Linked DNA regions of Homo sapiens: region 2 is linked to region 1. The links are chromatin loops, found by intact Hi-C in ENCODE. Cell type or tissue: transverse colon. All regions are shown on one strand. Links, peaks and the distances in the headings refer to the core of each region. The heading gives the core; the rest is flanking DNA.

The links. Peaks named below come from ENCODE experiments on the same cell type or tissue, not always from the same donor. Only the 100,000 strongest peaks of a DNase experiment are listed, where the experiment ranks them.
Region 2: it touches region 1 in a loop (3-fold over the local background); 4 of 110 quality-filtered maps call a loop at or near these places.

What each region holds. Positions count from the first base shown.
Region 1 is chr1:202,476,553-202,489,083 of GRCh38, forward strand. PPP1R12B (protein phosphatase 1 regulatory subunit 12B) reads left to right here. Exons shown (of 24, transcript NM_002481.4): 14 at 11,981-12,071. Among named protein-coding and RNA genes, the nearest start is that of PPP1R12B, 130 kb to the left of the region's middle. In transverse colon, for the core only: no CTCF peak of the experiment used is centred there; a DNase peak (open chromatin) is centred at 6,992; H3K27ac peaks cover 643 bases.
Region 2 is chr1:202,631,985-202,644,515 of GRCh38, forward strand. The region is part of intron 1 of SYT2 (synaptotagmin 2); the gene reads right to left. Among named protein-coding and RNA genes, the nearest start is that of SYT2, 72 kb to the right of the region's middle. RefSeq lists enhancers at 5,631-6,196, 10,796-11,728. In transverse colon, for the core only: no CTCF peak of the experiment used is centred there; a DNase peak (open chromatin) is centred at 6,797; H3K27me3 peaks cover 3,811 bases.

The DNA.
Region 1 (12,531 bases), core at 2,474-10,473:
CATGCCTGTAGTTCCAGCAACTCGGGAGGCTGAGGGAGGAGAACTGCTTGAACCTGGAAGGCAGAGGTTACAGTGAGCCGAGATCACGCCACTGCACTCCAGCCTGGGAGACGGAGCAAGACTCTGTCTCAAAAAAAAAAAAAAATTTTTTTTTAGTAAGACATATACTACAAGATACATCTATAAAAGCTATATACTCAACTTAGTTCCTTTCCTGTTTGGAGTGAACATGTTTAAATACCATTCTCTCCTCAACAGATTTGAGGTATAGGACTCTAAAGCTACTTCAAAACCCAATTTCCCATTGGATTCCGGACAAAATTTATTTTGTTATCATTCTAGAGAAAGCAGCGTTGTTCTCTCCTTGGAAATTATGATTATTTCTTTTTTCATTCTTCTACTTGGAGTAGTTTTATTTTACTTAGGTAACCCTATGAACCTTCATGGAGAATATTTCAAGGGAATTAAGTCCTCTTCCAAATGAGTTAGCCATACCTGGTAAAAATAATTAAGGGGAACTCTTTGATTAAGATGTGATGAATATTGTAGCACACCTATCCTTTCTTTATTTTCCAAATTATTACTGATGAGCTTTTAATATGACAATGAAAATAATGTAGTAGTAAGAGTGTTGGTCGTGATGATAGTAGTTCTGGTCATGGTAGTAGCAGCAAACGTGTGCCAGGTTCTATTCTAAGTGCCTTACATGGGTTTGCATTTAATCTTCACAACTCTATTAATATATCTGTATATATCTGTTACAACTGCTCATATCTTCATTGTATAAGAAACTCGGGTATAGAGTGCTTAAATAATTTATCCACAATCACCTACCAAGTAAGCTGAGAAGCCATGGTACAAACCCAGGCAGTATGATTTTTATGCCAGGGTACTTTATCACTACACTATACCTGTCAAAAGACAGTTTAGGTCTTTTATTATTATTTATTGTGACTTTTAAAATATTCACTGGTGATTTGCTGGATGTTTTGCACAACTTCCTTTTTATTTTTCTTTTCTTTTCTTTTTTATTTGAAACAGGCTCTCACTCTGTCACCCTGGGCTAGAGTGCAGTGGTGCAATCATGGCTCACTGCAGCCTTGACTTCCTGGGCTCAAGCAATTCTCCCAAAACAACTTCTTGAGGCAGAATTTGTCCATTTATAGTGTGTGAAGGGGCAGTATAAACTTTAGTGACAAAGTACAAAGTGTATCTTTGAAGTCATGCTTAATTCTCTGTAATCAATTATTTGAATGCCACTGATGGTGTAATCTCAATATCATACCAAATACAAAGAAAAATTCTTCCTGCCCTCTAGGAAACATAGTAGATAGAGATGGTAATAAGAGGACTTTGGCATCTGAATTCCTTCTCATGCTACTAAACTGTGAGTGTTAGCCTGGTTTTTTCCGGATGCCAGAAGGCGAGGGGATAGATGAGAAGCCATGGCTTCCATTATTTTTATTTCTGTTTTGTGAGACTGTATCTGTCTTCTTTGCATAGCAATGAAGAATCCTGTAGCATTCAGATTCATGGATGGCTGCAATGCTTCTCAGAAAAATCAAGGAGTGTGGAGTGAGGGCTTGCTCTACATAGGGGTCAGCAATATTTTTCTATAAAGGTTCAGATAGTGATTATTTTGGCCTTTGCAGGCCATGTTGTCTCTGTTGCAGTTACTAAACTCTGCTCTGTGATTCCAATAAAACTTTATTTACAAAAATGTTGCAGGCCAGATTTGGCCCAAGATCATAGTTTGCTGACCAGCTGGTCTAGATTTTAGAAAGTGTTACAGAAGGACTTAGTCTCTACTGAAAACGTAGTATGTTCTCAACGCAGCTATAAGTTAGGCACATTACTTCTGTAATCTTTGGAATGCCCATCTGAGATAAAGAAAAATGAATGAAAATGTTCCTTCAAAAACATTTACAGTTCAAGTACTAGAATTTATGGGTTTTGTTTTTATATATTTTTTCTTAAATAGTAAAACTCTCATATATTGACACAGGTTACAGAATAATATGTGTGATATTCATAGTATATAGTTTTTATAGTTTTATAGTTTATAAAAAACTATATATAGTTTGTATAGTATATATTTACATACAATCTGGACTTATATGCAGTAAAATAAAAATGAGATTATCTCCATGTGGTGGAATTTTAGTTGATTTTTGTTTTCATATTTTTGTCTGTTTTTTCCCCTGGGGAAAAAAAGCAGTGTGATTTCACATGTGTGATTTCAGATATTTAAGATTCCAAGTCAGGTAAAATATTCCTGATCTTACCTACCAGGTTTTTATGAGCTCTGTTTCTCTCATTCAAAAAAACTCTCTAGAGTAGGCAGTAGGATAAGGGAGCCCTTTTTCTTTCACTGTGCCTTCTGTCCTGTATGCAAAGAAGAGATAAAGATCAAGAATTCAGTATAATAGTGATACTGTATGTTTTGCAGGTAGAAATAACACGTGAGTAGGTTTGCTGGTAATCTAGACAGAAATTCATGGGAAGTTAGTTCTCACCAATTCCAGTATCTGGACTACAGCTTTAGTTTTGGGACTTAATTTTTTTAGTTCACTCAGAGGCGAGGAATATATTAAGGAAATATGCAAACCTACCAAACTATAGCATATTGACACACGTATTGGAATTCCAATTTACTAATTTACCTTGAGGGAAAAAATATGAGTATTAAAAACATTGCCTGGTTGGGGACTTCTGCTTCAGTCTGTGGCATATTTTGTTTATGTAAAATCTTCCACTGAGAATAACTAGAAAAAACTGGATAAATATAAGAAAAAAGTTTTTGAAGGTACTTGAGAGTTACAAAGCAAGTGAGAACTTGAGGGATCAAGATCCTGGAGAGAAGGAAACCTTAAAAGGGTAAACCCAACATTTGGCTCTACTTTTCCCCTTGAGGTATTTGCTGATTAGTAAAGCAGTGGCTATGAGCCTGAGAAACTGAACAAGATTTTCGTAGTCTCATGGGACTCAGGGAATGATTGGAGTTCAGAAAGAGAGCCTAGCGGATACCCCAGACTTTGATTTAGAACCACTGAAGGGCTACATTCTAAGGGCTTACCAGAAATAGACCAGCCCTTGAAAAGACTGAAGCCTAGCTTCCAATCAGCTCAGTCTCAAAGTGGATTAAGGTACTTTGCCTTAGTCTCCTGGTTCTTAAAATGTGGTCCCCAGACCAGCAGTGTCATCTGAACTAATTAGAAATGCAGATTATCAAACCCCTACACCAGACCTGCTGAATCAGGACCTCTGGTGGTGTGGTACTCAGAAATTTGTATTGCATAAGCCCTCAAAGTGGTTCTGATACAAGTGAAAGTTTAAGAACCACTTCCTTAGCCTAACTGCCAGGGGGAAAAAATATCCTCTCTGAAGGGTAGCAACAACAATCATGAGTTATCACTCACTACATTTTTTTATTAAATATGCCTGATGTTATTTTAAAAATTAGCATACATACCAAGAAATAAGAGTTACCAAAAGACCAAAAGAAAAAATAGACAATAGGAACAAGTCCAGATACTGATATTATCAGACATGGACTTTAAAATAATTGTGATTAATATGTTCCAGGAAGTAGATAAGAAGTAGAGATTTTCACCAGAGAACTGCAGTCTGTTAAAAACAATCAAGTGGAAATTCTAGAAACAAAAAATCACTGAAATCAAGAAACTCAGTTGGTGAGTTTGCAGTAGTAGACCAGCTAAAGAAATGATTAGTGAACTGAAAGATTGGACAGTAGAAAATATCCAGAATGAAGCACAGAGAGATAAAAGGCTGGAAAATGCAGAAAAAGCATGATAAATCAGTAGAACATGGCCAGTAAGGTCTAACATAAATGATTGGAGTCCCAAGAGAAGACAGAAGCTAGCTTCATTTTTCACAGAACACCGTTTTTACTTCAAAGCATTACTGATGGTCAAACAATGGGTATTCACACCTGAGTAATTTGGCAGACATTTTCTTGAAAATAAAGTCAACCCATTGAGTATTTGTTGCCAATTAAAAATTTAAACTTTCAAGCAGAAATTAGAATTTTAGAAAACTTATATGCTACCGTGAGTAATATTATTGACAGCTTCCCAATACTTAAAGACTGTTCTAAGATCAAAGGTGATATTAAATAATTTATTTTTACTATTATTATATAATGTAGTATGTCAATATTGGGAAGATCTGCTTAATGCAGCAATATTTTACAAATGCACCAATATTTTACAAATGACTAATGAAGATATGTTACAAAATCATGCATGACTAAGAAGATTCTTTGAAAGTACAAGATAGACCAAAGGATTTCAATGTAACAGAATATGAAAAATCTATTAATATGTTTTAGAGCAGTGTTCCCCAACCTTTTTGGCACCAGGGACTGGTTTCATGGAAGACAATTTTTCCACAGACTGGTGGGGGCATGGGGTGTGGGGGGCAGTGATGGTTTTGGGTAAAACTGTTCTGCAGATCATCAGGCATTAGTTAGATTCTCATAAGGCATGCACAACCTAGATTCCTGGCATGGGCAGCTCACAATAGGGTTCACGTCCCTATGAGAATCTAATGCCGTGGCTGATCTGACAGAGGGCAGAGCTCAGGCATCAATGCTCACTTGCTCACCTCCTGCTGTACAGCGTGGTTCCTAACACGCCACAGATCAGTACTGGTCTGCAGCCCGGGGGTTGGGGACCCCTGTTTTAGAGTACACATTGTAACTAACCACCACTTGTGTTGGTGTAGCATCAAAGAAAAATATCTCCCGATTATCTGAGAAAGCTATCACAATACTCCTCGCTTTTCCAACTATGTATTTGTGCAAGACTAGATAGTCTTTATATATTTTAACCAAAACAATATATTGACTGCATAAACAGATAAGAGGATCCCACTGTCTTCTATTAAGCCAACATTAAAGAAATTTATGAAAATGTAAAACAATGCCACTCTTCTAATTTTTTGTTTTGGAAGATATAGTTTTTTTAATAAAAAAAAATTGATGTTAAAATGTATTAGGGCTATTATTTTCTTTTTATTTTAAAATTTATTTGACACATTACATATTTATGGAGGTACAGTTTGATGTTTTGATGCATATCTGTGTTGTATAATGATCTAATCAGAGTAGTTAGTATATTCATCATCCATGCATTTATCATTTCCTTGTGGTAAGAACATTCAAAAGCATCTCTTTTACCTATTTTGTAATATACAATATTTTGCTTTTAACCATAGTCACCTTACTCTGCAATAGAACATCAGAATTTATTCCCCCTGTCTAATTATAACTTTGAACCATAAACCAACCTCTCCCCATCCTTCTCTCACCTCTTCCCTCCCCAGTCTCTGGTAACCACTGTTCTACTCTCTGATTTTATGATATCAACTCCCCCCACCTTTTTTTAGATTGCACATATTAGTGAGATCATGCAGTATTTTTTTTTTCTGTGTCTGGCTTATTTCACTTAACCTGATATCCTCCAGGTTCATCTGTGTTGTTGCAAATGACAAGATTTTATTCTTTTTTTTTAATGGATGGATACTGTTCCATTCTGGATATACACATTTTCTTTACCCATTCTTCCATTTTTGAGGACTCAGTTTCATATTTTTGTTAACGTAAATAGTGCTGCCATAAACACGGTAAGGCAGATAACTCTTCAATATACTAATTTCCTTTCCTTTGGATGTGTACACAGTAGTGGGATTGCTGAATCATATGGTAGTTCTATTTTTACGTTTTAAAGGAACCTCCATACTGTTTTCCACAATGGCTGTACTAGCTTACAGTCCCACCAACTTGTGTAAGTGTTCCCCTTTTCTTCACATCCCTGCCAAAACTGGTTTTCTTTTGTCTTTTTGATAATGGTCATTCTAAGTGGTGTGAAATGGTACCTATTGTGGTTTTGATTTTCATTTCCCTGATGGTTTGTGATGTTGACCATTTTTTCATATACTCATTAGCCATTTGTATGACTTCTTTTGAGAAGTAAATGTCTGTTAAGGTCTTTTGCCCATTTTTAAAATCAGGTTTTTGTTTTTTTGTTTTGTTTGCTGCTAAGTTCCTTATATATTCTGGATATTAACTCCTTGTCAGATGTATAGTTTGCAAATTTTCTTTCCCATCCTTTAGGTTGTCTGTTTACTCTGTTTAATAGTTTCCTTTGCTATGCAAAAGCTTTTTAGTTTGTTGCAATCTCATTTGTCCATTTTTGCTTTTGTTTCCTATGCTTTTGAAGTCTTATTTAAAATATCCTAGCTTAGCCCCATGTCATGAAGCATTTCTCCTATGTTATCTTCTAGGTAGTTCCATAGTTTTGGGTTTCCATGTTAAGTCTCTAATCTACTTTGAATTGATTCTTGTATGTGGTGAGAGGTAGGGATTTACTCTCATTCTTCTGCATGTGGATGTCCCACTTTCCCAGCAGCATTTATTGAAGAAACAGTTTCTCCCCTAATGTGTGTTCTTGGCACCTTTGTCAAAAATCAGTTGGCTTTAGGTGTGTCAATTTATTTCTGGGCTTTCTATTCTGTTCCATTGGTCTACGTGTCTGTTTTTATGCCAGTACCATTCTGTTTTTGTTATTATACATTTGTAGTATATTTTTAAGTTATGTAGTGTGATGCTTCCAGCTTTCCACTCAGAATTGCTTTGGCTATTCATTTTTTTTTTCTGGTTTCCTATGAATTTTAGGATTTTGTTTTATTTCTATGAAGAACACCTTTTTTTTTTTTTTTTTTTGACATGGAGTCTTGCTCTGTCGCCCAGGCCAGAATGCAGTAGGCGCAATCTTGGCTAAGATATTAACAAGAAATTACAAAAGATAGAGAACTGGAAAGATAAACCTATGGAAGAGCTTCTAAGAGAAGCCCAAAAAGTATATGTAAAAAGAGAGAAAGACTGACAGAGGGAACAGAGGAAGTCTGTGCCCAAAATCCCAGTGAGTAGTTTGGTGGGAACGACGGTTACAGAACAGGTGACTCAGGATGACTCAGGTCAGAGCAGGTGATAGAGGCTAGGAGGGGGTTGTTTACTGAAGCTAGAGGCAAGAGGGTGAAGAGAACCAGGAAGTTAAGCTTTAAAATGGAGAATAGAGAATAAGAGAGCTGAATATACTGGCATACTGATTCTTTGAAGAGAAACTTGGAGTTCACTACATTTAACACCTACTGTTATAGTATTGCAGTCTATCTCTCCCTTTACCTCTAATAATATTTGCTTTATATATCTGGGCGCTCTGGTCTTGGATGGATGGATGTATTTATAGTTTTTATATCCTCTTGCTTAATTGTACCCTTTATCAATGTCTGATGACCTTCTTTGTCTTCTTTTACAGTTTTTGACTTAAAGTCTGTTTTATCTGACATGGTTACTCCTGCTCACTTGGTTTCCATTTGCATGGAATATCTTTTTCCCTCCCTTTACTTTTATTCTATGTTTGTCTTTAATGGTTAGGTGAGTCTGTTTTAGGCAGTATATAGTTGGGTCTTGTTTTTAATCCGTTCAGCCACTCTATATCTTTTAATTGGATAATTTAATCCATTTATATTTAAGGCTATTATTGATAAAGAAGGTCTTACTCCTGCTATTTTGTAAATTTTTTTTTCTGGTGGTTTTATAGATCCTTCGTTCCTTTCTTCCTCTTTTATTTACTTCTGTGGTTTGGTGGTTTTCTGTAGTGCTGAGCTTTGTTTCCTTCCTCTTTCTTGTTTGTGCCTCTGCAGTAATTTCTTTCTTTCTTTGTGGCTACCATGGGGCTAACATTAAAAGTCTTATAATAGAATGTTTTAAGCTGATAGCAACTTAACTTTGGTTGCATTAAAATACTCTAGACTTCTCTCTTTTGTTTCTGTAATTTACTTTTTTACCTGTGATTGTATTCCTTAGCTACTAATTGTAAGTGTCACGGGTTTTGACCATTTTGACTTTAAACCTTCGTACTAGAGGACTGAGAGACTTACATAGCACCATTAAATCACTGGGCTAGTCTGAATTTGATTTATGAATTTACCTCTATTGGTGAGTTTTATACTTTTACATCTTTTCATGAAAATAATTATAATCTTTTATTTCCAGTTATACCATTCTCTTAAGTATTTCTTGTAAGGCTAGTCTAGTGGTGATGGGTTTTTCTCAGCTTTTGCTTGTCTGGGAAGGTCTTTATTTTTCCTTCATTGGTGGTTGATAGCTCTGCTGGATATAGTATTCTTGGCTGACAGGTTCATTTTTTTCCCCCAAACACTCTGAATATATCATCTCATTCTCTCCTGGCCTACAGGATTTCTCCTGAGAAATCCAGGGGTACAGGGCTGCTGCTTGACCAACTATCAGGCCAAGCATGGGTACAGCAGGGCCACACAACCCTGCAGTGGTCTGTCTTTGGGGCAGGGCTGCTGCTAGACTGGCTGTCAGGCACAGTGGTGTGTGGCCACAGCAGGGCTGGGTGGTTCTGCAGCGGTCTGAGGGATGGAACCACGGTAGAACTGGTTGTTGGGCTGGATGTGGGTGTGCATAGGTTCAGCTGGCCAGCTAGCTGTGCAGTGCAGGTATGTACCGGTGAGGGGACTGGCCAGCAGTTAGGCAGTTTCCCCCCTGTGCAGCTTTGGCTGTTCCTGGGGTTGGGAGGGTAGTGTGCCACATGGGTTCAAGAGCAGAGGTCTCAGTTGTTGCATCTGGCTAGGCTTCAGGCAGCTAGGATTGTAGTGCTACAGGTGCCTGTGTGAACATGATAGAGTGATGGCAGGGCTACAGGAATGGAGAAAGTCCATTCCTGTACTGGACTACAGGGAAGGGCACATTCTAGTAGTAGGTTCAGTTTCAAGATGGTGCTGAGTAGCAGCAGCTTAGGATGTGAGGGTGGGGGGCAGGGGGTGCTCAAGGTGAGCTCCTACTCTAGGCAAAGTTAACTGTATGAACTCTACTCTCCAAACTGGATTCAGGGCCTGTGAGGACAGAGGGACTCTCCTATAGCAAGAATTTCTGGCATTTGTGGTAGCAATGGGGATCACTGGTGATCTCCAGCTTACGTTTTTCCCTTAAGAAGCCCCCTCTGGCTCCAGGCTGATCCTGGTAGGGAAGACAGTGTGGCAGAAGCAGAATACCTTGCTCCCCTCTCTATGGTGCTGCCCTGGACTTTTGTCTTCCACAGGGATTTTGCTGTTCCCCTAGTGCTCTCCCGAGTACTTCTTTGGTCATTTTAATTGAAATATCGTTGTTTATTCATTGTTTTGGTCCCTTTTTGTGGAGAGGATGGGCTTTAGGTAACTCAATTTGGCCATCCTGCTGACATCACTCCATCTTATCTAGGGCTATTTTAATATTATTATTATTGTTATTATTATTTGAGACAAGGTCTGGCTCTGTCAACCAGGCTGAAGTGCAGTGGTATATTCTCAGCTCACTACAACCTCTGCCACCCAGGCTCAAGCCGTCCTCCCATCTCAGCCTCACGAGTAGGTGGGACTACAGGCATGTGCCACTGCACCCGGCTAATTTTTGTATTTTTTGAAGAGACGAGGTTTTGCCATGTTGCCCAGGCTAGTCTCAAACTCCTGGGCTCAAGCCAGCTACCCGCCTGGGCCTCCCAAAGTGTTGGGATTACAGGCATGAGCTACTGCTCCTGGCTGCTATTATTTTTAAATAAATTAATAAATACATTTTTTAATTTTTAAATTTTAATTTCTAGTAAGATAAATATTAAACCCCATATAAACAAAAGCTCTCTGGGGTTCTCAATAATTTTAAAAAATATTAAAGGATCTTGAGACCAAAACAATTTGAGAACCACTGCTCTAGATATTAAAATAACAAATATATTCTAAGGGTATTGTTAACAACTTGATGCCACTAAATGTGATAATATAGACAAAATAGAAAATTTCTTAAAAAACAATTACCAAAACAGAAAATTTGAATAAGCCTAACTCTATTAAAGAAATGAACCCTTTATTTAAAACTTTCCCATAGGGGCTGGGCACAGTGGCTCACGCCTATAAACCAGCACTCTGGGAAGTCGAGGTGGGAGGATTGCTTGAGCTCAGGAGTTCAAGATCAGCCTAGGCAACATAGCGAGACCTCATCTCTACTAAAAATAAAAAAAAGTTAGCAGGGCGTAGTGGCGTGCACCTGTAGTCCCAGCTACTTGCAAAGGCTGAGGCGGGAAAATCGCCTGAGTCCAGGAAATCAAGGCTACAGTCAGCTGTGATCACGCCACTGTACTCCAGCATGGGCAACGAAGTAAGACTCAAAAATAAAAAACAAAACCTTCCCACAAGGAACACTGTAAACCCAGATGACTTGATTGGTGAACTCTTCCAATCATTTAAGGAGGAAATAACCCAAATCTTACACAAATTCTTACAGAAATAGACATGTAGAGAACACTCGCAATTCATATAACCTTAATTCACAAAGCTGACCAGCATATTACAAGAAGGGAAAATTATAAGCCAATTTCTTTCATGAATGTGGTAGGAATTCTAAACTAAATAATAGTGAATATGTTTAAAAATCTATATAAAAAGATGGTACATCTTGACCAAGTTGAGCTTGTCCCAAGAATTCAGTGTTGCTTTATCATTCAAAAATTATTCAGTGTAATTCACCTTCCTGACAGAAAAAAGGAGAAAAGCAATCATCTCAATATATGGGGAAGAATAGCATGTGATAAAGTTCAACATACACTAATGATTAAAAAACAACAACGAGAAACTCTCTTAGCCTATTTTCTATAGGAACAGAAGGGAATTGCTTTAATTTGATGAGTGGTATCTGCATAAATCTTACAACAAACATTACACTTAATGAAAAAATGCTGAAAGCATTCTCTTTGATGGCAGGATTACAGAGAATGAAAACTTACTATCATCACTGCTTTTCAGCATGTCCTAGAGATTCCTAGCCAAAGCATTAAGTCAAGAAAAGAAATAAAAATTGGAAGGATAGGAAAGAAGAAATAAAATTCTCATTTTACAGATGACATGATTCTGTGTGAACAGTAATACATTTACAAACACAATAGTCCCGTTATCCATGGAAGATACATTTCTTTTTTTTTTTTCTTTTTTTTGGAGACCTAGTTTCACTCTTGTCACCCAGGCTGGAGTGCAGTGGTGCATTCTCAGCTTACTGCAACCTCGGCCTCCAAGTTAAAGTGATTCTCTTGTCTCAGCCTCCTGAGTAGCTGGGATTACAGGTGCCCACCAGCACATCTGGCTAATTTTTGTATTTTTAGTAGAGACAGGGTTCCAGCATGTTGGTCAGGTTGGTCTCCTACTCCTGACCTCAGGTGATCCTCCCACCATGGCCTCCCAAAGTGCTGGGATTATAGGCGTGACCCACCACACAATACCTTTCAAGACTTCCAGTGGATGACTGAACCTACAGATAGTACAGAACCCTATATAAATACTATTTTTTCCTATAAATACATATCTACACTGAAGTTTAATTTATAATTAGGCACAGTAAGAGATTAACAATAATACTAATAACTAATAATAAAATAGAACAGTTATAACAAAATGCCAGCATCACTACTCTTGCACTTTGGGGCCATTATTAAGTAGAATAAGGATTACTTGAACATAAACACCGTGATATCACAACAGTGCATGATTTGCATCTCAGGAGGGACAGAATGGAACAGCATGAAATTTCACCACGCTATTCAGAACAGTGCACAATTGAAAATGTATGAATTGTTTATTGATGGAAGTTTTCATTTAATATTTTCAGACCACAGTTCACCATGGGTACTGAAACCACAGAAAGCAAAACCACAGATAAGGGGGAACTACTGTAATGACTTGGATTCTGTAATGTTTGCTGATGGTTGATAGCATTTCTGTCATTTTGACTTTGCTTAAGTTCATTCCTAGAATGTAGAAATCTCTTCAATATGTGGAAACACTTTGTCATTCCTCAAGTATATGCAGCAAAGATCTTGCTTTTGCTATTACTTTTTTTTCTCTGCAGGTCCTATCTGACTCCTGTACGGGATGAGGAAGCAGAGTCTTTACGGAAAGCACGCTCCAGACAAGCTCGGCAGACACGAAGGTCTACTCAAGTGAGTGTGGCTTTTTTTAAAATGTCATTTTGTGTATCTACCCTTCTGTTGGAGGTACAATCAAAACACACTGCAATATCCATGTTCAACTGCTGATTTAAACACACACACACACACACGCTCACGGCTTGGCGTGGTGGCTCACACCTGTAATCCCAGCAATTTGGGAGGCCAAGGAGTTGAGACCAGGAGCATTCCTGACTTGAGGTCAGGAGTTCAAGACCAGCCTGGCCAACGTGGTGAAACCTGTCTCTACTAAAAATATGAAAATTAGCCAGGCATGGTGGTGCATGCCTGTAATTTCAGTTACTCGGGAGGATGAGGTGGGAGAATTGCTTGAACCTGGGAGGCAGAAGTTCCAGTGAGCCAAGATTGCGCCACTGCCCTCCTGGGCGACAGAGCGAGACTCCATCTCAAAAAAACAAGACAAAGCAAAACACACACATGAAAATGACTGCCC
Region 2 (12,531 bases), core at 1,892-9,891, 150 kb after region 1:
CCTCAAGGAGAAGTAGCTGCCAATTATGTGAGGACCACAAGAGCTTCCTTTATGACACTGCCACTCTGCAGGAAGGGGCTGAGGTGGGGTAAGAGGGGAGAAACAAGACAGAAGGTGGCACCAGAGAAGGAGCCAGCTCCCCAGGGCCTGGAATCTGCAGTGTTGCCACCACTAGATAATTTGTGGGGCACATTGCTGTGGGGGTCTCAGGAAGCCAAGTCTGGGCCCAGAAGGGAAATAGCCCAGTTCTGGCCTCCTGACTGGGGTGGGGGACTGTCAAGGGAAAAATAAGCCCAACCTAGCTCTCTGAGGCTCATTAGAGAAAAAGGTAAATGTTGAAGACGTGTCATGGCAGGCAGCTCATTAAGCCCACGGAGCTTAAAAATAGTGAGACACGCAGATATTGGGGGATGGGGAGCTGGGGATGAGACTCCGGCTCATCACACTACAGGCAAGAACAGCAAACCTGGGAGAAACTGACTCTATAACCAGTGGAAGAAAGGCTGCGTAGCCATCGCCGGATCTCTAGGTAAGCTTGGCGCACAGGCCTGCTGGAAATGTCAGACCCTGTTCTGTCGATGAGAAGACTAAGCCCAGAGGAGGGTGTTCCCAGGCATTACCCAACAGGCTCGACTCTTCTCCAAGCAGGGGAAAAGAGAAGACACAGAGACACAGACCTGCCCCGGAGGAATCCAGAGCCCACCTGCCCAGAGAGGCTCCTCCTGATTTCCCTGGCTCTGGGCACCCCCTTAAAAGCCCTTTATGCCATCTTTCCTTTCAGTCAAATGATGCAGGATTTGGGACCAGACAGCCTTTGCTCAAATCCTTCCACTGTTACCTACCAGCTTGGTGGCCTTGGAGAAGTTATTTCCCTGTTCTGGATGTGCTTCCTCTTCTATAAACTAGAGACGCTACAAATTCCCACCACAGAGGGGTAAATGCACCATCCTGTATGTTATGTGTTTGGCACAGGACCTGGGATGCAGGAGGCACTCTGACCGGTGGCATCCAGGAAGTAAGGAATATGGACTAAAGGGAGGGCCAAGGAAAAGTTTACAGGATGTGGCTGTGCAGTTGGAAGATGCAGACGCGCCTCGCTTGGTGCTGCCAGGTTAGATTTGCAGAATGCAGTGAATGCTCTTGCTGACAAAGGATGGGGAAAAGTGAACTGGGGAATCATGACCTAGGGGAAGCCACTAGCTCAAATACTGATCCCTATTTAAGTCACCAAAATATGCTGGGCACCCACTGGGTGCCCAGCTCTTTCCCATAAGTGATCCCAAACCAGGAGCTAGGCCAAGCCTCCAAAGACGGCTGGGTAGTTCATTGGAATGAGGGCTGCAGTGACTCCAGAGGAGCAGGACTCAAGAGAAGGAGAGCCAGGGAAGACTGAGGGGATGTGTAGGTGAGGTGGCTTTTTTCTGGCTGAGAGAATAGAAGGTCTCCAGCCCACACCAAGGGCTCCATAATGGAAGGGAGGCCTAGGGTGGGTCCTCCCCTCTCCCCATCTTCATCCCACTCAGCCCCTACCTGGCCTTTAACACACTGGGTGGGAGAAGTGTTGCTGAGCACAGCAGTGACCTGAGGCCCTGGGCACCCATCCCAGCTTAGCTCCCTAGGGGGCTCCAGTTGCTGAGGAAGAACATAGAACTTATATAGGATGGGAGAGCTGGAAGGAAACTTAGGATCAATTGTTACAGCCTCTAACTGAATGGTGAGAGGCCAGTGAGAGAGCCAGAGCTAGAATCCAGGGCCCTTTCCATGATATTGCACCTCCCATCTCAGCCCTGTCTCTTATGAAATGCCATATTGAAGCTTTATGTATTGGGGAAATTTAACTGAGGCTCAAAGGGACACAAATTCCCTAAAGCCACATGGTGAGTCAGACAGCGAAATGCAAGGTTTCTGGTCCTTTCCCAGCATCCAACAAACATTTCTTGGGCACCTACTACAGTCAGGCTGGGAGCACTTTCAGACATTCTCTCACTTAAATCTCACATGTGGGAGCAAGGTGGTGGAAGAGCAAAGGGCCAGAGGCCAGGGTCCAAATCCTGGCTCTCTTAGCTGAGTCTCCTTGGACAAATCCCTTGATGTCCCTCAAATGATGCCTCCATTTCTTCACTTTATAATAAGGGGATTCATAATAGTACCTACCTTGTAGAGTATTGTGATAATTAAAGGAGACTATCCATATGAAATACTTAGAACAGAGCCTAGTAATATAAATATACCATTTAAAAATAAGTATACTGGCCGGGAGAGGTGGGTCACACCTGTAATTCCAGCACTTTGGGAGGCCGAGGCGGGTGGATCACCCGATGTCAGGAGTTCGAGACCAGCCTGACCAACATGGAGAAACCCCATCTGTACTAAAAATACAAAATTAGCTGGGCGTGGTGGCGCATGCCTGTAATCCCAGCTACTTGGGAGGCTGAGGCAGCAGAATTGCTTGAACCCGAGATTGTGCCATTGCACTCCAGCCTGGGCAACAAGAGTGAAACTCCATCTCAAAAAAAAAAAAAGTATACCATTTGACAATCCTAGGCATATACCCGAGAGAAATGAAAACACATATCCTTACGAAAACCCTTCCACAAATGTTGATAGCAGCATTATTCAGAGTAGCTGAAAAGTGGAATCAACCAAACATCCATCAACTGATGAATGGAGAAATAAAACGCAGTATATCTACACAATGGAATGTTATTTGGCAATAAAAAGAAATAAAGTATCGATACATGCTTCAATGTGGCTAAACCTTGAAAGCATTATGTGAGTGAAGGAAGCCAGTCACCAAAGACCATGTATTATATAATTCCATCTAAATCAAATATCCAGAAGGTGCAACTTCATAGAGACAGAAAGTAGATGATTAGTTGGCTAAGGCTGGGAGGAATGGAAGAATCGAGGGTGACTGTTAATATGTATGGAGTTCCTTTTCAGGGGTGAAAAAATGTTCTGAAATTAGATCGTGGTATGGTTGTGCAGTTCTGTGAATATATTAAAAACTATTGAATTGTGCGCTTAAATGGGTGAATTGTATCGTATGTGAATTATAGCTCAATAAAGCTGTTTTCAAAAAGTAAATATATATTTATAAACTTCTATAAATAAGATAGTAAATCATATCCATTCCAATTTAATGATAAGGCTCAGAGCGAGTCAGCAACTTGCCCAAAGTCCCATGGCTAGGAGGCCGCAGAACCTGATTTTGGACTTTGTGTTGTCGAACTCCTGAAGCTCCTAAGACCTGATCCAGCCCACACTCATGGAAAGCAGGTCTGCCCTTATGTATCTTGGGGAAAGCCTCCATTCCCTGTCCCAATGAGGCCACTCAGGAAGTTCTCCCCGCTCTCTAATCCAAACCCATAGAACTTACAAGGGATGATGTTGAGGGGGATTTGATGTCAGGAGCAGGGTCACGGGAGACAGGCACCAGAAGGGAAACCTACATTTCTAGCCAATGCTGGATATCTTCTTTAGGGAAGCCTGGGGAATGGGGCAGAAGAAACATAGTGGACTTCAAGACATGAGCTCACAGTTGATTTTGGGGGTGACCTTGGCCAAGAAACCTCATCTCTGGGGCTCTTGGTAAAATGATATTCAGGAAGAAGCTCTGAGGACAGCTCCAGAAGCAGACATTTCTAAGGCCATTTCTAAAGTGGCCCTCCCTCTCCTTACGTACAACTCACCCCAGATGACCAGGTGGGAAGTCTGTAGGACAGTGGGCATCACTTGGTTGCTTGCTTGGGTATACACAGCCTGGTCACCCCCATGGTTCTTGGCAGAAGATATTGGGGGCCAAACCATGAGGCCCTAACCTAACCATCAATGCAATACTATGAGCAGATCAGGTTGGCTCTCCCTCCCAGCCAGGAAGGAGGCAAGAGGAGGAAGCGACAAGGGCACTAACAACCAGGGTCCTTGTCTTACCTGGCAGGAAAGATGCTGAATGTGATATTGACTCAATGTGCTGCTTCTGATCAGCCCCCTGCCTGCCTCCCTGCACTGTGGATAGTCTGGCTGCAAGTGGTAGGGGGAAGGAGCTCCCAGTTTTGACAACCCAGGGAAGGCATCACCTCAGTCTGTCTGGGGCTCATGGCCAGGGTGTCCCAGCTTGAAGGAGAGGTTCTCCTGCCCCCTTCTCTGCTTGTACAACTACAGACTGCATTCAGAAACACTCCTTCTCTCTTGCTAAGGAGCATTAGGAGATACAAAACCACCATCCTTTTTCCAGGTGAAATAAGGAACAGAAAATGAGGAGGGCCAGATTCAGCCCAGAGCCACCCAGAGTCCAAGTGGCCTCACTGGGAGAGCAGTCCACTGGGTTTGGTGCCCTTGGTAGAAAGCCCAACATGCCAGGACCTCAGCCAGAAAGCCAGCATGTGCTCCAGAGCAGGGAGAGGGAGAGGCCAACCTGTGCATCCGCTAGGCTCACTGGCTATTTCAAATCATCGTCTGCCTCATTTGATCCCAGGACATCTTGGGAGAAGTGAGAAAGACAGGCATCCCTCTCCACATTTTTTAATGGGGACCACTGAGGTCCAAGAGATAGGGAAAAACCGCTTGCCTGGGGCCATGTGCAGTAACTTAATAGTGGGTTCACTGGATTCTAGGTTCTTCTCATCAAAGCCAATCATATCCCTGCCTCGCCCCACTCCCAGCTCTGCTGCTATGTTTCTTTATCTACAAAACGTCAGTTTTCAGAAACACCATAATAACACTCTTTATATTACTTTATAGCAAAATCTTTACAGCACCGTTGTGTCAGGCACTGCCTATTCTTAGAGCTATATGTAAATAGTCATACATTAAATCCTCATGCCAACCTGATGGCAAGCTATTTCATTTCCATTTTACAGATGAGGAAACTGAGGTAACAAGTGTTTAAGTAACTTAGCCAAAGTCCCACAGATAAAAAACTGGAGGAGCTGGCATTTGAATACAGGCAACCTAGCCCTAGCATCTGAGGTTTAACCACTGCACCACAGTGCCAAGCACATGCAAGTACAAGGCTCCTCATATCCCAAGTCTCACTAAAACATGGACTAGGGGCTGGGCATGGTGGTTCACGCCTGTAATCCCAGCACTTTTTGGAGGCTGAGGTAGGAGGATTGCTTGAGCCCCAGGAGTTCGAGCCCAGCCTGGGCAACATGGTGAAACCCTGCCTCTACCAAAACAACAACAACAACAAAGAAAAACCTCCCAAAACAAAAATTATCCAGGCATGGTGGTGCACACCTGTAGTCCCAGCTATGTGGGATGCTGAGGTGGGAGGATCACCTGAGCCTCGGGAAGTTGAGGCTGCAGTGAGCCGTGATCACACCACTGCACTCCAGCCTGGGCGACAGAGTGAGACCCTGTCTCAAAAAACCTGAAAACCAAAACCGAAAACCAAAACCAAAAACCATGGACTAGGGGCACACGAGTCGGCTCAGGACAAAGTACGCATGCAAGAAGTCCACATAAGTCCAGAAGCTGGGCTGTGCTCTCACCCAGGCGCCATGTGCTGGGGGTGGGGATGGGGGACAGGCTGCAATCTGTCTCTGAGCAGCCGGCTGCCCTCAAGTCCCAGCCCAGCCGAGCAGTGGGGAGCAGGTTGAAGGCAGGCTTGGAGCTGGCAGGCTCCGTCTGCCCCACTGTGAGCAGCAGCTTTGAGAGACTCTCCTGCCGGCTGCTCATAGGTGCTGCAGTATCTCTCCTGGCTGCAGGGCTGGCTGGGCTGAGGCCAGGCCAAGGGCCTTCCTTCCCCCTTTCACCCTCTGCCCCTCCCTCAGTGCCCGGGGCCAAACTAAGGCCTTTGGAAGCTACTCTGGCTTTCTGGTCTCCAAGGACTGCCGGCCCTGATGATCAATTTGGTGGCTGCGGGACCAGGTTTAGTCTTGGGTGGCAGCGCTGACCTCCAGGAATGTCACTGTGGCCCCTTCAGGGGCAGGTAACAAACCTAGCTCATTCCCAAGAGAATAAGGGAGTCCGGTGGATCAACTCCCAAGGTTTTCCACCTAGCAGATTTGCCAACAGCGGGCAATTCCCCGGTAGGAAGTCCTTCCTTGTACCTCACATGAGCCCTTCCTGCTGCAGTACAGCCACATTACCTTCTACTAGAAACCCTTCTGCTTCCAAATGCACCCTTTGTTAAATTGCTAAGATGCGATTCCATGAGTAACACAGCAATCACAAAAGCCACTGAAGCAGACGGCAGCTGCTACAGGGTTCAAGAATTCCATTCCAGCTGGGGAAAGGCTGTGGGCTTTGCCCCTCCTCCCCCCCAGCCCCTCCCCAGTCTCAGGACACAGAGAAAAAAGGAGCAGCATGTGGTGAAGAAAAATGGAAAGATAACAAAACAAAGGAAGAAAAAAAAATATTCACAGCCTCTCTTGACCTGCCAAGGACTTTTTCCACATCTTTCCCTAGGCTTGGGGGCCCAGATAAGGAACTGAGCCTTTCTTGCAGCTTCTGCAGGCTCTGCCTGAGAGACCCGCTCAATGGGCCATCTGCTCGGAGGCCTTTCTGCAAAAGCTTCAAAAGTTCCATTTCTCCAGGGAGCTGGAAGCTGGGGAGGTGTCAGCTCCAAACAATAAGGGAAATTTATTAGGGATCAGGGCTTCCAGGAGGATGGTGCCTGCAAATGCAGCCGGATGCACTCCAAGATACAAAGGGTTATTTAATGCGGAAAATCCAAAGGCTCCTTCAGAAGTCAAGTGCTCACACCCGAGGCCCTACACGCTGCAACCTTCCTTTTCAGAAACACTCCCCATCACCCTACCCTGTTCGCCCCTACCCCGCCCCATCCCAAGTCAGACTTATTCCCCGTCCTTTGCCCCTGGGCAAATATTGACTTTCTTTCACTCAGCCTTGTCAATGGAAGTGAGACCAGTGGGGCTGGCTATTGTCTCCCTCCTCTCTCCTCTCAGAGGGCAAAGCAAGCTGCCAGCCTCAACAGCTCTGAGCAGGGGCCAACTGTGACAAGCTGAGAAAGAAAAGCGTGGTCTTGGAAGTAATATTTCTGTCTTTTGGTCTGTTGTCTTTCTGTCCTCCCTCCCTTCCCCAAGCCCATCTGGGATTATTTTTTTCACGTTTGGCTATCCTGCTGCCCTGTCTGGCTCAAGAGCAGCAGCGTGGCATAGCTGGCATAACTGAGAGAGCTCAGGCCTGGGAATTCAAGTGTCTGATACCGGGTCACCTTATGCTAGTTCTTTAATTTTCTTGGGCTTCCGTGTTCTATTCTGCAAAATGGGAAGGTTGGACCCCATGATCTCAGTATCTAGATCAGGAAGTTCCTTCCTATCAGGACCCATGTCCTTTCTGCTGCAGTCAAGGCATTTTACCTTGTGCTCTGATTTTAGAAAAGATGGAAAATAACTGCTTGGTGCTTAACAGGGAGGAAGGAAAGAGCGTTGGATTGAGGGTCTACAAGGGCTGGCAAGCTCCGTCGCTGGGCTTGGAGCTCCCCCTAAGCCTCAGTTTCCCCATAATCAAAACAGAGGGCTGGATGAGATGATCCCACAGCCCCTTTCAGTGCCTCGTCCTGCCGTGCCACTCATCTAACACATCTCTGTGGAAGGCGGTGTTCCCCGCTCCTTCAGCTTTTCTCCAAGGCTGCATCTCACAGCCTTTCCTCATGACTAACCTTGAATGGAGGGATGCCATGCTGCTGGCTTGCGTTCCCTCATCATCAGGAGCCTTTTGTCAGCCACACTTCTCTCAGACTCATGCTGCTTGCTTGGCCTTTGGCCTTTGTGGCTGAGCTCTTCCTTTCTCCAGGCCCCATGACGAAGACTAGAGCATGCAAACTCCTGGAGCCTGAGGCCAGTGCGCAGCAAGAGGAGGACACAGGACGTTGGGGCATTTTGGGGGATCGTGTGCATGGTGACAACTGCAGGACTGTGAACTGTATCCCTGCTCCTCCTGTAATTTGAGCCCTCTCTGTGATAACATAGAACCTCAAAAACCCATCCCTTGTGCATTAGTCAATAACACACTACAGACTTCCTATTCCAGGTTGGTAATATTCCCTTTTCACAGATGAGATAATTGAGGCTCAGAGAGGTTGGTAATTTGCCTGAATTCACACAGATATTAAGGAGCAAGCCAAGATGGGAACCTAGATATATCTACCTGCAAAGCCTTTGCTCTTAACCATCAGCGCTCTTACTGAGAAGGGGAGGTCATCGCCTCTCCCCAAGCTGACTTATAGGACTGGAATCACGGGGCAGTGAACACCCAAAGCTTGAACGACTCCAACAAACCTCCCACCCCACCCCACCCCGCCCCACCCAGCCTTGGCAAAGGCAGAGCCAGCAGGGTCACGGACCAACAAAGCCAGAAGGACTTTGGGTCATCTAAACCAAGCTTTCACTTCACGTATGAGAAAACTGAGGTCCACAGTGGTGTGCGACTTGCCTAAGGTCACACAGCAAGTCTAGGGTAAACTTCAGTCCCGGCCATGGGGTCCTGGGAGTCCCCCTCCAGGTTGAGCCAGTCCCTTTGCCACTCCTTCCACCTGGGTGTAGACATGCCTTTAGCCACTCACTCCAGGGACATCTGGCTTTACCGCCTCTCTGCTTCTCAGTTGGTCCATTCCTAGAAGGTTTGGGGAATGGAGTAAAAGGCCCATTTTTTCATAACCACAGAGGTGTGGCAGAGAGTGGGGAAGGGAGAACCAAGGAAAACTGGTGTGAGATTATTGGAAAGTCAGGCAGTCTCTCTGTTTCCCATGAAGTTTCTACTGCAGAATGGTCCTAATGGTCAGAGAGAGAGAGAGAGAGAGAGAGAGAGAGAGAGAGAGAGAGAGAGAGAGAGAGAGAGACAGACAGACAGAGAGACAGAGAGACAGTGAGACAGAGCTGATGTTCCCATTTTGTAGGGAAGCTTTCAAGATGGTAGAGGAAGATCACACTGCAAGTCCACAATCTTTCCCTGCTCCCCATGGCCACTACTCACAGCTGCCCTGCCACCTGCTTGCTACGCAGCTTGTATTATTATTATTAACAATAGCTACCACTCATTGAGGACTTAGACAGCTCAGTACTGGACCAAGTATTTACATATGCTTCTTGTTTAATCCTCATAAAAACCCTAAAATACCACCACTATTCTCATTCTGTTTTGACTACTTAGTAACTGAAGCTCTAAGATATAAAGTAATTTGCTCAAGGTCACACAGCTAATAACCAGTAGAGCCAAGGTCTCCTGGGGACTCCCCCTCCAGGGGTGTGCCTGGCTTTGAAATTCATATACAGTATTTGTCTCAATTTGTCTCGACTCTGGTGACAGAAGTGGGAGGGCAATGCATTGGGAATTCCTGGAGACCACCTGCTCCCATCACCCAGCCAAGCCCACTTCCTGGACTCAGACACCAGCCCAGAACTGCAGCCACAGAACTGTGGGGTTGCAAGGGCCTGAGAAGTTATCTAGTTCTACCTTCTCAATGTACAGGCGAGGAAAGCAAGAAAGGGCCTTGCCCAAGGTCACACAAGGTCACAAAATTGGAGGCAGAGCCTGTAAATTAAACTCAGCTCTCTTGTCTCAAACTGGGACTCGTCCGCAACACCCTAATGCCCAGTAAGAAGTTATTGTCTCATCTCAACCGAAGACAGAACCAGAGTTCATCCAAAAAGGAGTTAGATTAGACTTTCCTATGGCAAGGACTGTCACATTGCACAGTGGGGTGCTCTAGGCTATTGTAGTGGAGATCTTTCTAAAACGAGACAATTCCTTCAGATCTTCCTTATCTGAGATGAATGCAGCCCTGTCTGGAGGTAGAGAGCAGACCGCATGACCTTGTGAGGTCCTTGACATCACCCTTTAACCTATAGTCATCTGTCTGTCACAGCCAACCTTTCTCTAGGAAAGAATCTGCCCTCTGCAAAGAGGATGTGTAATGCTGGAAAGCCGGCCTTTCTCCCCATCAGCTGGATTCTGAAAGTGGGGAGAGATGACCAATGAACAGGCTGAGGGTGTCACAGCCCTGCTACTTTGGGATGGGGGGTGCAGTAGGGGAGCTACAGTCTTCCCAGAGGATAGGTCATTCTACCCAGCTAGGTCATTCTACCCCACCCCCATCCTTTCAGTGGGCAACACCTGCAGGGTGTTGGGACTGGGAGAAACCTCAGATACCTTAAATTCCAAACCCCATTTTCCAGATGAAGATACTGAGGCCCAGAGTGGGTCAGTGAGTTGCCCAAGGTCATAGGACAGGTCAGAATGGAAGCTTTCGGACTCTCCCTGGGGCGCTGCGTTCACAGCTCCACTTTGACACCCCCTGCCCCGGAAGTGAGCACTGAACTCACTTAAGAGAGGCCAGTGACCAAAGGCAGCGATTCCCAGGTGCAGAGGCTCGGGCAGGCGTGCCCATGAGCTTGTCCCCCCGCGCGCCCTCCCCCACCTCGTCCCCATTCCTGTCTTGGGCACCATGCGCTCCATCATCCTGAGATTCAGAGAGGTGCAGTAGCTTGTCCAAGGTCACACAGCAAACTGAGTAGGGCCCTCGTTTCCACTGCCCAGCTGCCCCCTCCCATCGCCCACCCGGGTCTCTGCAAGCTTGCCAGGATCCCCGCGAGCCTGCTTCCTCCAATGCACAGAGCCGTGGCGCGTGTCAAAGTGTGGGAAAGTTCCCGGGAGAGGAAGGGGTGGAAAATGCAGCCGCTCATCTCAACCCTGGACGGCTGCGGCAAGGCGGGGGCGCTCAGAAAGGCAGCCAGTCCTGCAAACCGCCCGTGCCTCCGGCACACCCCCCTCTGCGCCAGGGGCTCCCCAGTGTCGCGCGAGCATGGTCTTCCAGCTCCTCCTCAGCGAGGCAGGCGCTGCAGGGTCCCATGCGCCCCGCACCCACTTCTCTCCGCACGCCCACTTCATGCACCTCCCCGCGCCCTTCCCACGGCTTCTCTGCGGCGAGTCGCCTTCGCTTCACCGCAGGTCCCTGGTCCCAGCGCTAAGGCACCGCGGCTTCTCTCGCCTTCTCTCCGCTTTGGACCCGGGCTCTCCGCGGGGAGAGATAGGTTGGGGGCTAGGGGTTCCCGAAATAATTCAGGACACCTCCCCCGGGTCTAGCCAGGTAATTCCGACGCCCATGGATTTCCGGATTACAGTTCCCACCGCGGGCTCAGTCCTACCTACTCTTAGTTTACCCCGCAGTGAGCACCAAGTCCCAAAAGTCGGAGTGTCACCGTTTGGCGACCCCGCGTCCGCCCACGCCTCAGGCCCTAGAGGTGGCCACTGTCGGTCGAGGCACGGCTTCGCTCGGGACTACTGGCTGCCCTCGTGGGGTGCCCCGCCTGGGGTTCCCTCTTACCCTGGGACGTTCCGGGCGCGTTCAGCCTGAGCTGGTGGAGAGGGCGGGGGCGGGGGCGGGGGCGGGGACAGCTGGGGTCCCGAAGTCCAGGTCCCTCTTCCCACTTCCCCGCCGGCCCTGCCGCTGCGGCCCTCGCTCCCGCGCTCGCTCGCTCTCGAGTCTCTCCCTCTCTCTATTCTCTTCCTCTCTCTCTCTCTGCAGTAGTAACAACCTGATCCCGCTTCCCCCGCCCGCCTATTGATATGCTCCTCACATTCGCCTGCACACAGCGCGTGCGGCCCCTCCGAGGGCGATCCCCGCAAACCACGACGCAGGGCCCCCGCCCCAGGCAATCCCCGCTGCTGGGGAGGCTGCCTCCGCGCGCCCACGCCTCCCTTCTCCAGTCCGGACTGCCAGCGGAGGGGAAAATGGGCGACAGGAGAAGGGGAGGTGTGTGCGGGAGGGACTAGGCTGGGGGAGAGGGGTTTAAACTGGCGCGGTCCTACAGAAGTTTGAGGAGGGCGGGGCCGGCTCCGAGCCCCCGGAGCCCTACGGGACTCCCCCGATTCTGCCGAGGAGTCCCCGCCAGCTCCGTGCACTCCTGCAACACTCCCCACCCCACCCGCCAGCTCCGAGTTTACAGCCTCTCGGTTCGGGGGATTAGCTGGGGGAGGGGACCCCCTGGCTGTAGGGAATGGCCTGCGGGCAGGGGTGGGAGGGAAACGATTTGCTTCGGGAGATAAGGATGAAGGTTTTCCTGAGTCAAGGGAGAGAAGGGAGGGAGAAGAGAGATGGAACAAAAGGCAGATGCTGGAGGGGAAGGGGAGCTGGGGAGTTCGCCCCGAGGGCTCCGGCAGCCCGCGGTCCCCACCCTCAGTCTGTCCTGGAGGGTGAGGTAAAGGCTGGTGCCAGGGCTCTTCACGGGCCACTTGGGGAGGGGAGAAAGGGCGATGGAGGGGTACGGGTGTGGGGGAGAGGAGGAAGAGCGTCTGCTGGCACAGGACCCCTTGCCTGCTCCCAGACAGGAACCCAGCAGAAGGGCTCTGCCACGGACCCGACACCTCCCACCTCCACAACTCTGCTTTCTCCCACTTGGGAAAAGCGAGGCTGACACCCACGGTGAGCACCAGGAGGGGCAGGGAGGACCGAGAGCCTGGGCAGCACTCCTGTGCCTCAGTGTCACCCTTGGGCCTCACCCTCAACCCCCAACCTCACCCGATAAGACCTCGGGGCCACAGCTCGCCAGGTGGAATTTCTGC